Regions from separate parts of the Homo sapiens genome. Here region 2 is linked to region 1. The links are chromatin loops, found by intact Hi-C in ENCODE. Cell type or tissue: endothelial cell of umbilical vein. All regions are shown on one strand. Region 1 overlaps DYNC2H1 (dynein cytoplasmic 2 heavy chain 1). Region 2 has its middle 260 kb from the start of MIR4693.

Region 1 (8,000 bases):
TTTATTTGGGGAGACAAAAGTTAATATACATAACACATAGAAGATATTGTCCTATCTGGGTAAATAAAGATATATATTAATGAAAATAGGTTAGAGCTTTAGTTATTTAAAAAATTTATTGTTTAGTTTTCATTTTCTGAAACAAAAGTCTGTTTTAACCAAACAAAAAGCTGTAGAAACTACAATTACGTTTTTAATTTAAAAGAAGCAAAATTTCAAACATTACTAAGTCTGAAGTTATAAGAGAAGTATAATTTCTGCTTTAAAGATTTCTTCAGAAGAACTTAATTTAGCTTAATTTTAAAGTGTTTCTCATTTACTCAAACTGTCTTGATTGCACAAATTCGTACAAACATAACACAAATGATCTAATTCATGCAAAAAGTTTTTCTTCAGCAATGAAATGAAAAGTACATATATTTATTCAGATATAAATTCACAAGATACAAACTTAGTAGAATACATGTTTCTATTTTACCACTTACGTGGCAGTGGGACTTTTTCTACACATTTCTCTCCCCACTAAACTGAATTCCTTCAAAACAGGGACTATTTTTATTCACCTTTACATTCCAAAACCTATTCTAATATTATATTAGAGGCAAATAATGTTGGATAGCTGAGATAAATAAAAGTAAAAAATACCAGAGGATCAATACAAATACTTCAGGAGAGGATAAGCTTTGGACTGGGTATTGAACGAAGAATTTAAATAAGCAAAAGCAGTGGCAAGAGTAATTCTAGAAAAGATATAAAGAAATACTGAAATACCTATAGCCAAAAACGCTAATAGCAAAAATATTTTAAGATATTTTTTCAATCAACTCAAACAATATTTATAGTTGCTTTAAATGTAAAATACATCTTTAAAACAAAAGCAATATTCATTAATAGAAAGTACCAAGGACACTAAGGGTACCATCAGCAAACAGGTACTGGCACACCACCCCACAACAAAAAAAAGAAAAGGAGAAGAAAAATACATGCTCTACCCTTGAATAACTCAGAATCCTGTAAGAGAGTACAGAAAAAAACATGCTTCAGTTTCTTCTAACATCAGTAATAACAATTTCTCCCTGAATCTTGTATTCACATTAGATTACTTACATTTTGCCTTTAACTTTTATTGGCAGAGACAGAGGTTCTGGTCAGTGTCAAACTTCCTAAATTAATCACCTATATTCATTTGCATCACTTTTTCACCCACTTTCCCTCCCAAACTACTGCAATTAGATTTCTATCCTCCAACATTCTACAGAGATGATTCTAGAAAAGATTTTGAAATACTGAATAATGCCCAATTCCTTATAACTTAGCCCTCCTCTTCCACTCCCTGAACAACCAGCATCACTCCCTCCCATCACCTGAAGACTCTCTTTTAAAGCTCTTCTGCTTGTCTTGTTTTCTGAATGCAGATCACTCTTGCTAAAATTCTTTCAAAGATTTTCCCATCTTCAAGTATGTGTTAATCATAGATATTTCCCAGGATACTACCTTCAGGCATCTTTCTTTTCTGTTTCATCCTTCCTAGCAATCAATCTCTAATTCTCACAGCTTCCTCTGTCACAGATGTACTTCTTTTTTGTCAAATCTTTTTTATCATATCTACATCTGAAGTCTGTCCTACGTTTATTTAGTCTATGTTCCTACTAGACATTTCCAAATAGATATTTTATGGCAACTCAAATAAACATTATTGCATGGGCAATTCGAACTAACATATCAAATTTATCTCTCCCCCTCCTCACCATCAAAAACAAAACCCAAAGTCTCTTGCTTTTGACTTTCACATTTTGGTTAATGTAACATCCCTACGGTAATTATAACAGTGGAAAAGTTGAGGAAAAGAGTGTATTAGCTGATGTGGTTGAGAATGCCATGTGGTGTGTATACTGCAGCAGGTTACAAAAACAAAAAAACTGCTAACTACTGACACACAGCATCTGTACATAAGTATAATCAACAATTTGCAGTAGATAGATACAACTTGTGGTCATTGCCTTGAATGTATGTACTCATTTTTGGCCTTCATATTTGTACAAAATTGGTTATACAACTTTGGCATTAGCCTGTCCTTAAAAGCCCAAATCATCAAATACCTGATGCAATATCAGTTCTTATATCCCTGAATTTGTGCATGATAAATAATGTTTTCTAATCTACTTTTTGTTAAGTACATTGACAGGCATGGTGTCAAATCAAACTTTGTAGTATCTGAATATTTACTTTCAAATAAGGGTGTTTAAATGTGGCTTGGAATGAAAAAAATCTCTAAATATATAAATTCTATTAGTTCAGTTGCATATACATCTTTATAATTTGAAAAATAAAACGTTAAAATGATTGAAGCACTGTGAAACCCTTTTAAGTAAAAAATGGTAATTAAAAAATAAGTACTCAAGTAAATAAGCAGTGAAACAGACTGACAGTTAAAATACAAATAAGAAAATAAGTGTTAACCAAAAAACCTTAGGAAGAATTTTATCTTCGTTTCATCCCAAAAGTATTCATAAAAATTGGAATACTAAGGCAAGACAAACTAGTAGAAATTAGATCATATTACGATAAATTTGGGATAATTTTTTGCTATATTCGAGTGAGTAAAAAGTAAAATGAAGTCTGGGTTGAATCAGGACAATCTGGGTAAACAACATGGGCGTCTATCTTCTCATAGTACTATTTCCTTAGAAACTACGTAGTTAAGATAAGGGTGGAATGTTTTATCTGCCTAGTTTGTCATGAAACCCCTGTTCCTTGGGACTCCACTTAGCCTGGGGAGCTGTGTGTTGGTATACAAGCACTGGACTTTTGTAGCTAACATGAAATAGAAGATTGGTGGGAAACTAAGGCTACAGCTTCGCAGTACCAAGATGACCCCCACATCCTTGGCTCTTGTCAATGGCCCAGGAGCAAAATAAGTTCTGTATATAGGTAGCTGCTTTGCTTGGCCTCCCTGTAAGATGAAGATGCTGAACATTCTGTATTTCTTCTCCTGTATCTCTAAGTCTCTAAGGCTGTATCTGCTCTATCTTACCCTATTACCTTCATTAGATAATTGATCCAAACTATGCTAAATCAGATTCCCCTAGAACCTGAATGATACTGAGACTAGCAGTTGCAGAAGCCATGTTCTGTTAATAATAGAACTTTCAAGAGAAGGTTTTGAACTTCTATTGATAAGGTTCCCAAAGCAAATCCTTTTTTGGAGCCTATGAAATAACTTTTTATTCTTTTAATAACCTTTTAATTATATTAACCTTATTTGCTTAAGTATTGTAAAATTTTATGTGAATATTCAAATATATGTATTATACACACACACACGTATGTATTTGGGTAGAACTTGAGTTTAAACATTAAAATAGAGAGGGCTGGAACAAGATGGCTAACTAGATGCAGCCAGGAAGAACCATTCCCACTGAGAGATACCAAATTATCAAGTAATCCAACAAAATTTGGGCAGATCTTGGGGAAGAAAACACTACCGAGAGTGGATGGAGAAGTGACGCTGATGCTCAGGGTGAAGCGGGAGGAAGCTGGAACCCTGTGTGCCTTAACATAATGCTCGGGGCTGTTCCCGGCCCCAAGCAACTCCTGAGGAAGTGATGAGTGAGGAGACTGAGGGACATCTCACCCTCACCTTGGACCTATGGAATCCTAGCTCAGCGGACCCCGCATCCACCATGGATGTGTGAGCTGGTGGAGGATCTGCCTGGAGACTAGGCAGAAACAGTGCTTCAGCTGCTGTGGAGCTCAGGAGCTTTTGTGTGCAGGACAGCTGTAGTAGAGTAAGGCCCTAAGTGCCCATTCCCCCAGGGGTCCTCATCACCCTCCTAGAGGCTCTAGCATCAGCTGACTGCCAGGCCAAGAGACAGCAGGCTGGCTTCCCCCACAGGATTGGGGCACATCTGTTCTGCAGGCCTTCCCACTGCCGAGCCCCTCCATAGCCACCCCGCAGGATCGTGTGCACAACGCAGCCTCCACAGCCCTGCCTGAGTGCTCCGCACTATCTGAGTATTTTCCAAGTAACCTAGGGGCACTTCAGATCCCCCAGTGCTGCCAGAGTCTGACCCCAAGCCAAGGGCTGTTCCAGTGTCCCCGGAATGCGGTCTGCAGCTCAGGAGTACCGAGCCCAGATCTGCGGCCAACACTGGAGCTGGGGAGAAGCGCCCACCCTCAGATCACTGAGAGGGGTGGGACGTGCAGGTTTGTGGGCCAGCACAGAGGCGGTTCGTACGTCCCTCCACAGGGCTGGCCCAGAAAGCGTATGGCCGGCCTATCTCCCGGATGCAGCCTGTCAGAGGGAGCCCAACCACCCCGAACACATAGCAAAAGAAACCCGGGGAAGGAGCCAATGATCAGAAGAGGCTCACTCAAAGCCAAGGACGGGGCCCTGGTGAGATGATTTTATTCCCCGCCCCTCCCTCTACTCCCAAGAACGTGCCTGCGAAAACAAGGAAATAACAAAAAAACCACAGGGCTAAGTAAGAGCCTATCTACCAGCCACTACTCCTAAGCGCCATCTATTGGACTGAAGCCCAAACTACAACACTAAACATTATTCTGCTAATAGATGCCGGAAACCAAGAGCAAGAATTCACCCACAAATAAAGACACTGTACAGAGCCTTGGCCCTCTGAAAGCGCCCCAAACCAAACCCAACTGAGTGCACCCAACTTGCATCAGAGTTAAAGGAACGCCAGCCCCACCAGATGAGAATCAGAGAAAAAACTCTGGCAATTCAAAAAGCCAGTGTCCCCTTACCTTCAAAGGAGCCCACTATACGCCCATCCCCCGCCCACCAGCAACGGTCCCTAATGAGACTGAAATGTCTGAAATGACGTAGAATGCAGAATGTGGCAAAAAAGCTCAACAAAATTCAGGAGAAAGTTGAAATCCGATCCAAAGAATCCAAGGTATCCAGTAAATCAATCCAAGAGCTCAAAAATGAAACAGGCATTTTAAGGAAGAACCAAACTGAACTTCTGGAATGGAAAAATTCACTACAAGAATTTCATAATACAATCAGAAGTATTAACAGCAGTATACAGGTGAAAGATCTCCACAAAGAGAACTATGGAAACAGACACATAAACCAACAGAACAGAATAGAGGGCCTAGAAATAAAGCTACACACCTACAACAATCTGACGATCTTTGACAAGGTCCATAAAACAAGCAGTGGGGAAAGAACTTCCTATTCAATAAATGGTACTGGGTTAACTACCTAGCCATGTGAAGAAGATGGAAACTAGACCCACTCCTTCCACCATATACAAAAATCAACTCAAGATGGATTAAAGACTTAAATGTAAAAGCTAAAACTATAAAAACCATGGGAGACAACCTAGGAAATACAATTCTGAACATTGGCCCTGGCCCAAAAATTTCATGACAAAGATGCCAACAGCAATTGCAACCCAAACAAAAATTGTCAAATGAGACCTAACTAAAGAGCTTCTGCAGAGCAAAAGAGACTATCAACAGAGTAAACAGACAACCTACAGAATAGGAGAAAATGTTTGCAAACTAAGTACTCAACAAAGGTCCAATGTCCAGAATCTATAAGGAACTTAAAGAAATTAACAAGCAAAAAACAAACAAGCCCATTAAAAAGTGGGCAAAAAACATGAAGAGATGCTTCTCAAAAGAAGACATACATACGGCCAATAAACATATGAAAAAATATTTGACATTGTGATCATTAGAGAAATGCAAATCAAAACCACAATGAGATACCATCTCATGCCCATCAGACTGGCTATTATTAAAAAGTCAAAAAATAACAGGTGCTGGCAAGGTTGCAGAGAAAAGGGAATGCTTACACACCACTGGTGGGAATGCAAATTAGATCAACCATTGTGGAAAATAGTTTGGCGATTTCTCGAAGAACTTAAAACAGAACTACCATTTGACCCAGAAATCCCATTATTGGGTATATACTCAAAGGAATATAAATGGTTCTACCATAAAGACATATGCACATGAATGTTCACTGCAGCACTACCCACAATAGCAAAGATATGGAGTCAACCTAAATGGCCATCAATGGTAGACTGAATAAAGAAAATGTGATACATAGACAACATGGAATATGCAACATAAGAAAAGAACAAGACCATGTCCTTTGCAGCAAGGAAGTGAAGGAGCTGGAGCAAGACCATGTCCTTCACAGCAAGGATGGATGGAGCTGGAGATCATTTTCATAAGCAAACTAACACAGGAACAGATAACCAAATACCACGTTCTCACTTATAGGTGAGATCTAAACACTGAGTATACATGGATACAAAGAAGGGAACAACAGACACCAGGGCCTACTTGAGGGTGGAGGGTGAGAGGAGAGGGAGGATCGAAAAATTACCTGTTGGGCACTATACTTATTACCTACGTGATAAAATAATCTGTACACCAAACCCTTACGACACACAATTTACCTATGTAACAAATCTGCACATTTCCCCTGAGTCTAAAATAAAAGTTTAAAAAGAAAAAAAATCAGAAAATCAAATATTTTAAAAAATATATTTAAAGTAAAACTGGAATGTGTTGTGAAAATAAAATGTTTAAATAAAGCTTGTGGGGTCTACAGTACTAAATCAAGTTTAATTTTGTCTCCTTCAGGCTCACTAGCAACTTTTTTTGAAGGTAGATCTTTTTTTTAGGTTACCTGAGAACTGATCATGCGCTGAGATGAGCGAGCGATATTGGCAGGCAGACCAAAGAAACTAGGTTTGTCGTCCTCTGGAATTTTCTCAATGACAGCACGATAGTCCTAAATATAAAGAAGTGAAAAACAGTTTTTTTAAAAAATAAAGATTGAACTTACAATCATTGAAATAAGAAAGAATACTTTGAAATGTTCAATTATTATTTGTATTTTTATTTTCTAGATAAATCTCACTTTGTATGATATTAACTCAGTTATCTGTGGGAAGTATTCTGTCATTAATACTTCTTCACACTTCAATTATTTGATATTATATTTTCTTATCATAACTCCCACATACAAAGGGACTCCGAATTATTTACAACATATTTGAGTGATTATGCCTACTATATGTAAGCTACCATGTTAGATGTTTTTAGGATAGCTCTGTAATTTTTTTCCTATAACTTACCAAAGACCAATCTGCAGAGTGCAGTTCTGCTCATGTTAAATTAAGCAGTTATATATATATATATATATTTATATATTCAGGCAATCTACTTTTGTTTCTTTTTAACTTAGAGAAACCTTGTAAACGTGTAGAAGCACTGCTTTGTAAATTGCTTTATAATAGAGCAATTCCAGTTAGTCTTCAGTTTGCTGGTGAGGTGTGATAAAATGCATTGATAATCCTATCATTTCATCCTAAGAATTACCCTACACATTGAATAAGCTTGGCTTGTTGAGCATTCATTTCAACAGTTACTCACTCATGACTTTAAATCAAAAACTAAGTGCAGGCAAAAACACTTATTCAGTTTGGCCTAAACATGGAAACTGTTTTGTTTTCATGAAGAGAAGTTATTTTAAGGCAAGTACTGCACGTGCATCTAAACCGTGTTTGCTGAAGTAGGCATGGGAGACTTGGCCTCTGACTTCCCCTCATCCGTTCTTATCCTTGGCAGCTGACCCTGAAGTATTTCCAAGGAGACAGTTGGACTCCAGGAAGTCCGGGGCCTGTAAATATGTCACATTTTGGAAAGTCATGCTGTTCTTTGAAATTCTTCCAATCCTTTAGCTTAGCATTTGTAAACTTCCTCAAGGTATTCAATCACAATATATACGTATAAATGTATATGTACATGTACATGAGTGTATGTTTGCATATATGTGTGCATGTATTATCGTGGGAAACATTCAGTGTCTTTCATCTAACTCAATTAGAAAGCTAAACAGTGATTGTCATAAGTCATCCTATAAATTTAAAAATATTTACTCTTTGTAGAGTTATACACTTTGCTTATTTCAAAATAGCTATGAAATCTTGTCTAGACTGGCTAGAGTCTTCTGT
Region 2 (8,000 bases), 260 kb before region 1:
TACCACCCAGAGCTATGCAAGTTCTACATTCATTGTGAATGATTGATTTCATGTCATGGAGCAGAATTATAAGAAGATATAATAATAAGTACTAACATAATGCTTATCATGTGCTAGACACTGTGCGGGAATCTTAATATTAACTCATTTAATCCTTATGCCAATAATTTGAAGGATGCATCCTCACTTATGTCATGAGGCCTATTTTAGAGACAAGGTGACTAAGGCAAACAAGGTTAATGACTTTCTCATTGTTAATGGGGTGGGCATTTGAACTAGAAATCTGGCTTCAGAGACTTTCTTATAACCATGAAGCTATTAATGTGCTCAACTGACAACACAAACTATTGTCCTGTGAACCACGGATGGCTTGTGTTGAGTTCTTAAAATTTTGTAATTAGTCTGAAACAACTAACAATCAGTAGAATACATTTTAAAATTCTGAACTCTGGCCTTTATTGAAAAATCAGAATATTTATGCTGGCAGTACTAGTCCAAGGACATCCATGGCAACCGACACTGGATGTGAGTAGAGCCATCACCTTCAGATGAGTCATGCGTTCTTTTGTTTGTCAGTTTCCCTTACTCTCTATTACTTTCCAACACTTAGACTAAGAGCTTATGCTATTGCTTTGACTATGGTAAATGAAAGAACCCACATCTCTATCTAAGAGAGTCAATATAATACAGTGGTTATGCCCATTGATTCAGGAGGTGACTGCTTAAATTTAAACTCCAAATCAAACATTTACTAGTTGTATGATCATGAGAAGATACTTTATCTCTCTATGCCTTAGTTACCCCATATTTAAAATGGGAGTAACGATAAAATCCACTCAAAATTTTTTATGATTGGCTGGGCTCGGTGGCTTACGCTGCAATCCCAGCACTTTAGGAGGCCGAGGCGGGTGGATCCACGAGGTCAGGAGTTTGAGACCAGCCTGACCAACATGGTAAAACCCTGTCTCTACTAAAAATACAAAAATTAGCCAGGCATGGTGGGGCACGCCTGTAATCCCAGCTACTTGGGAGGCTGAGGCAGGAGAATGCCTTGAACCTGGTAGGCAGAAGTTGCAGTGAGCCAAGATCGTGCCACTGCACTCCAGCCTGGGTGACAGAGCAAGACTCCATCTCAAAAAAAAAAAAAAAATTGTGATTTATCAAATGAGTTAATATATATATAAAGTGTTTGAAGCAATATCAGGCATGGAGTATCATGCACTTCTAATGAAAAAATAAAAGATGAACCAAGAGAACCCTGTGTGTGTTTCATGGAGAAGAAAGCATATTACTTTGGAAAACTGAAAAATCTTCCTGTGTGATGTTCACTGCATAAACAATATTCATGATCCTGAAAGAGGCAGATTGGGTCCAGGCCCAGTAAATGACCCCAGCTTAATCTCTAAAAGCATGGAGCAGGGGAATTCTCCATCAGTCTCCTAGAATTTCCTTGTTGAGGAGGCCTTATTTCAATCCTCTTTTATGTCTGTGAAGCTGAGGCTCAGAGAGTCCCGTGACTCCACCTAATGTAACACAGAACTGTGATGGCAGAGCCAGGATTCATAGCCAGGTCAATCATTCCAAAAGGAAGGGTTTCTTCTACTTGGCTCCTGGATCCATTTTTACATCAAAAAGTACAAGCAGATTGATTTGTTTTGGAGGTAGAAACTTAACTCTGTTTTCAAATGCCATATATTTATTCTCAAATTTATCCAGAAGTTTGAAAGTTGTCTAGTTATGCCAATTTTCACATGAGGATGCTGTAGAAAGGGATGCTGAAGAAGATCATGGCTTCTTGTTTTCACTCCCAGAATCCCTATAAAATGGGTAAAATGCATGTCTTTTAGTGGCTCAGACACTACCATTCCTGGGTGGCATATTTTTGGTTGTCTTTTTATGCCCAAATCATCTCAATTAAAACATTATTGAAATGGGAGAATTCCCTGATCCCCTTATGGGATGGTGTGGCTCATTTATTCGGCCACCATGTGCTCAAATCCCTTACAGGAAGGGAAGTATGCAGGTGAGCAGGTGCAGGAGCTGGGATGAGCACTTTTGGGCTCCAGCCCCACAGCACTGTCTAGGGGTCTTACAGTGCTCCTTTAGCCCTGCTGTCCAGGGATGGCTTGAGTGTTAAACAGCTCTGTGAAGAGTCAGTGTGACAGCCTTTTTCGGTTACCACACCCAGTGTGTCCCAAATTCTTGTCCAGCATCCAGGAAGAATCAGGTCACACAGACTTGAAGGATGGTGAATGCGGGGATTTTATTGAGTGATGGAGCTGGTTCTCAGTGGGATGAGGAGCTGGAGAGGGGATGGAGTAGGAAGATAATCTTCCCCTGGGATTTGGCCATCCCATGGCTGATCTCCACCACAACCTCCCCCAGCCAAACTCCTCTCAACATTCAGACACTTCTCTCTTCTTCTTCTCTGCCATGCTGCTCTGCCACTCTGCTACTCTTCTGCTTATGGAGCCTGGGGTTTAGGGGTTATATGGGCACAGGCTAGAGGGGCATAGTGGGCCAAAAGTCAACATTTAGGTGAAAAAACAGGAATGCCTGTTCTCATTTAGAACTGTGGGTCCAGGCTTGAGGGTGGAGCCCTTTCCAGGGACCCCACCCTCCTGTCTCCTGTCCATATCATTATCACTCTCCATTTTTTAATATGCTGAAAAGCTAATCACTGGAAGAAAAAGGCAGGATCTAATGCATTCTCATGCCATATAAAAAGTATTTAGGCAATGAACTCAGAATAAATAGCCAAGCCCTAACTTCTTGACTTGATGTTTAAGACCCTCCATGATTTATCACCAACATGTATCACACTAATCCATATCTGTACCTTTTGGAACCTGCCATGAGGATTTGCACAAAATAGTTGCCCTCTTTTCCTGTCCTACTGACCATGCCACCATTGTTGCTCCCTCCATCTACATCTCAGACATTACTGACTCCAAGAAGTATTTCTAAACGTTTGCTTTCTGCTCTCACAGGGTTCATCTTCCCCTGCTTTGTTCTAGCATTTAATAATTATACTTAAAGTGTGTCCCCACAATTGTGTCTCCCCCACTAGACTATGAGGTCTCTGATAGGAGAGACTGAGTCTTCAATTTCTGCTTAAAATTATTTCCATTTAATAATTTTAGTTTTTATTTTAGAATCTGTTCTTGTCATTCAAACATTCTTTCAAGATAAATCAAAAGATATGTCCCTCAAATCCTCTCATATTGATTAATCCACTGTGTATTTTCCACTGGCCTTTCTAAGTTCACTCTGTTTTCATAATTTCACAATGTTCTAGCACAGTGCAGATATCACATTAATAGCTGATATTTATTGAACTTCAGCTAGGGGCCAGGCATTCTCCAAAGCATTTTACAGTCATTATCTCATTAGTAATGAGGTGTAAGAGCTATGCATCATCATTTCTATGTCCAAGATAAGAGACCTGGGATCAGGTAGGTTATATAATATGTCAAGTGGGGGTAGGAATTCAGATTCTAAAGTTGTGCTTTATTACTCACTGCACTACACATCTTCACAAACCAATCTTTGTAATCTGTTATTTTTATATTTGACACTGCATCATCAACAATTGCCATATCACCTAGATTTAAGTAATTATTATTTATATCAAGGCAATGCAATCATTTCAAAATAAAAAAAGTTATCAAAAAAAGCAAAAGCAAGGAATGTGTTACTCATTTCCTTTTTCCGAGCACCTAACCCAATGTTTTTTACTTGAATTGTTAAATCTGTTGATTTGATTTGACTTCCTTAGATCTTTATAGGACAGTGCAGGATCTTTGCCTAAGAGGAAGTGTTTATCCAGGGAGACAAATGCTCTTGAGAAGAGCAAGAAGTATGAATACTGCAGCCTGGATTCCTCTTTCATGCAACCACTGCAGGATATGAAACATAATGTGTGTTTAATACCCATTGTTCCTCTAATTCACTCATCCGTCTGGCCGAATTGGTCTTGACAAAGACTGAAATTGTGGACCAATCAAATCAGAACATTTGCACTGTTAACAAACATCTTGTGCTATTCTTAGAAATTGTTTGTGACCTTGGAGAAGTCTAACAAATCAGTCTTCCACTGACTCTTACCACCTCTTCCCTCTTCCTTAACACCATTTAAGGTGACAAGGAGACAAGCTGAGGGCTCTTGGTTTGTTGACAGTGCATTCAGTCATAAGTGTGTTGCTAAATTCCAGCTTTATCAAGTTACAAGTAACAAGTAATTACCATGCAGCACATCACCTGGAGTCCCATTATGCAAATTTACATATGGCTCAGCTGCACAATCTAGACAAATATTTATCATCATCCTAAAGCCTGCCTTGCAAAGAGAAAACAGGCCGAGTGGCATTTTATCATTGCACATATCCCATTTTTTAAAGTAGAAATGAACTAGGCTGTGCTTATCTCTGGCACTAAAACTCTCTAGAGGAAGTATCCTCTTATTAGTCTTTCATGGAGGAGGGAAGTTTCAAGGATAATTTGATTAACTTCATGAAGAGACAATTCAAGGAAAACCAGAAAACTGTCTTCAAATATGTGTGGGGCTTTCATCTGGAAGAGGGAACACACTTGATCTTTATTGTTCTGAAAGGACATGTTGGAAGATGTGGGCTGGAATTTCAGAATTACAGAGACAGATCTCAACCCAATCTAAGGTAGAATTTTTTTAACCAAGGGGGTTGCTTTTTTGGAAAGTTGGACTGTGTGTGTGTGTGTGTGTGTGTGTGTGTGTGTGTGTGTGTATGAAGTTTTGTACATTAAATTTGTGGACTTTTTTTGACCAAATGAGTCAGATATCCAAATTAGTATGTTGCTTTCAAAATTGTCACCCTAGAAGGTTATAAACTCATTCCATAAAGGCTGCCCTTGACAGTTTTAGAACACCCTTTTGAGAAGAGCCTTTGTAGCCTATGGACCATTTTCTCCTGGGATGCCTCTGTAATGGCAAATCCACAATACTAGATTCTTGAATAGGTCAACGGATACCCAGACCTATATCTCTCTCATAAATAATGTGATTAATAGAGGTAGATGAATACTTTTGAGGGATCAGAAAGTCAAAATCAAAATTAAAGTGTTACTATAAATGTTGAGATGGAGCCGCTTAAGAGGTTTTTGAAAGCAATTCTTGCTGAGATGCCCCCAAACTTCTCTTTAACCCTGCTAACTAACTTGGAGAATGGAGGCTCATCCAAGCAGGAAAAATATTCAGTGTGTTCTTGACTCATAACTCAAGCTAAAAATAGAACAAAAAACATTGCATTACATATCAGGTGTCTGAGTTCTATGAGCTCCCAGGAATGGAAAAGTATAGAATGTCACAGCTGGGCCTGAGTTTAAACCGCAACTCTGCTATCACTTGCTAGATCACAGCAACACATAATGTAACCTCTTTGAGTCTGTTTCTTCACCTGTAAAATTAGAGTGATGATAAATACCTCAAAGGGTTGTTCTAAGAATTTAGACAATATACAAATAAGTATGTAACACAGTGTTAGGCATATATTAAGTTCTCAACTCATTGTAGCTGATACAATTATTATTACCATTGTTAAATGCTATTATTGTTATCTTCATTCTGAATCACCATTCTCATTGCACTTCCTTACCTCATCTTTTCTACTTTCTCTAGTTTTCAAATTAATTTGCCTAAAATTCATTTTAATTATCCTGCCAATTTCCAGCCCTCTATAATCCTCTTTAAGGGATTTTGTCAAATTATGTGTGACAGTATTTTTATACACAACATGAAGATTAGAAAAACAAAGCTGTTTTTAAACAAGTTTTATCATCCAATTATACACATACTACAATGAGTTTTCAGTGCTATCGCAGTATACAAGCTAATAAAAATTTATAGAGAAATCTTAAAAAGACTTGAGACAAGGTTACTGCAACAACCTTGGAGCAGACTCCCTGGGATAAAACTCTCTGACTAGTTCTCTAACATTGTACAAGTTGATTAACCTCTGTGTGCCTCAGTTTTCTGATTTTTAAATTGGATATAATAATAGGACCTATCTTATGGGGTTCTTATGAGGCTTAGATAAGTAAAAAGTACTTAGAATAGCACTTGGCAAAAAGAACTTAATGAGCGGTAGCTATGATTACTGTTGTTAGTGGTTAATGTGGTTTGGCACTGTGTGCCCACCCAAATCTCATGTTGAACTTTAATCCCCAGTGTTGGGGGAGGGACCTGATGGGAGGTGATTGGATCATGGGGCAAATTTCCCCCTTGCTGGTCTCATGATAGTGAGTAAGTTCTCATGAGATCTGGTTGTTAAAAAGTATGTAGCACCTCCCCCTTCGCGGTCTGTCTTCCTCCTACTCCGACACGTGGAGAAGGTGCTTGCTTCCCCTTCACCCTTCTGCCATGACTGTAAGTTTCCTGAGTCCTTCCAACCATGCTTCCCATATAGCCTGTGGAACTGTGAGTCAATTCAACCTCTTTTCTTAATACCCATTCTCAGGTAGTTTTTTATAGCTGTGTGAGAATGAACTAATACGGTGGTCCATTGTAGCAGGGACATAAGTTTCAAAATTATGGAAGAAAAAGACTGAATAGTCAGAATAAGTGGATGACAGATATGATTTCATCGAAAACAGATCCCATTGTGGTATCTCAATTAGGTCTTTAAAGTTTCCTGCTCTTGCTTAACTATGGAATACAATCCAAAGAGAATGGCAGGCATGCTTTGCATGCTGAAGACATGAAAGGCTGACAGCTGATATACAATCTCAGATTTTACAGCCAAGCCCAACAGGCACTACCTTTAAAACCACTTTTCTGTATTCATTAACTATCCTGTTAAATGTTTTTTCCCAAATTAAAATTTTATATCTAATACATAGAAATTAAATGCATGATTTAGCAATATAAAAAAACTGTTGATATGTGAGTATGCAAAGAACAATGTTACACATTTGTGAAAAAAGAGAATACGATGAATGAATTAAGAGTCCCAAATCCTGGCTTAAGCCCCAGATTTACAAGAGATTCACTGAATGACCTTGACCTAATCATTTGTCTCCTGGGTCTCAGTTGTCCCAGCTGTTGAAAGAAAAATGTAGGTAGGTCAGTGCTTTCCAAGCTTTAGCCACCCATAAAACCCTTACAACTATTGCCATATCCATGTGTATATTCACCCTATATAATAATATCCTTGAAATCATGCTTTTCTTGTACTATTCAACATTTTTTGTAATGCATACAAAAATAAATGTTTGCCTATTTATAATTTTTAAAGTTAAAAAATAATTATTTCATGTACAGTCTAGAATCATACTGTGTACTCTGTGAAACATTAGAATAGGTGATCACTGAGATCCCTTACAATTTGCAGGCTTAGTCATGCTGTATCTGAAAAAAAAAGAAAGAATGAAATTATAATATGGAGATAAACAACCTTTAGCCTTGCAATGTCTGCATGATTTTTCTCATTTTCAGTTAAAGGAGCCAACACCAAGCATATTGTTATCTTCCAATTTGGAAGATTCTATCGAATCTCAAAGTGAATGCTTTGGCCAGCCTATAAAAGAGACTATTAGCTACAGTGAGAAAATTGAAAATCCAAACCACAAGACTGCCAAGAGCACTGAGTTAGGCCCATCAGTCCAAATGAAGGACAAGATAGCATGACTTAGGTTCAATCTGGAAAAGAGTCCAGGTATATGTGATAGAAAAGGGTAGGAATTTTCATAGTAAGAAGTAAGGAAGATGTAATGTGAGGGCAAGGGAAAAACAAAATGTTTCTTCATTTGCATTCTCTCAGTCACTTTTTCTCAATTGTCATCTTTGTCACATAAAATTTACTGTCTCAACTGAATCAGAACATCCTAGTAGGTTGTTAATGACCTTCATAAATCAGGTAAATTAGTTATTTTTTTCTTACTATTTTTTCTTCTTCAATAGTTGTGTGATCAATTTATGTTGCCTCTCATCCAAGGAAGAAAGTAAGGCCTTGCCTTCTCTTTGCAGA

Evidence for each region. Hi-C counts contacts between places; a loop is a spot of excess contacts. Peaks named below come from ENCODE experiments on the same cell type or tissue, not always from the same donor. Only the 100,000 strongest peaks of a DNase experiment are listed, where the experiment ranks them.
Region 2: a loop joins it to region 1, with 6 times the contacts of the local background. A loop is called at or near these places in 5 of 110 quality-filtered maps.

The regions. Positions count from the first base shown.
Region 1 is chr11:103,322,661-103,330,660 of GRCh38, reverse strand. DYNC2H1 (dynein cytoplasmic 2 heavy chain 1) reads right to left here. Exons shown (of 89, transcript NM_001377.3): 82 at 6,671-6,775. Among named protein-coding and RNA genes, the nearest start is that of DYNC2H1, 220 kb to the right of the region's middle. In endothelial cell of umbilical vein, a CTCF peak has its summit at 4,510 (motif pointing left); DNase peaks (open chromatin) are centred at 4,510 and 7,580.
Region 2 is chr11:103,584,298-103,592,297 of GRCh38, reverse strand. No RefSeq gene overlaps it. Among named protein-coding and RNA genes, the nearest start is that of MIR4693, 260 kb to the left of the region's middle. RefSeq lists an enhancer at 7,614-8,000. In endothelial cell of umbilical vein, no CTCF peak of the experiment used is centred here; DNase peaks (open chromatin) are centred at 527, 3,867 and 5,307; H3K27ac peaks cover 5,458 bases.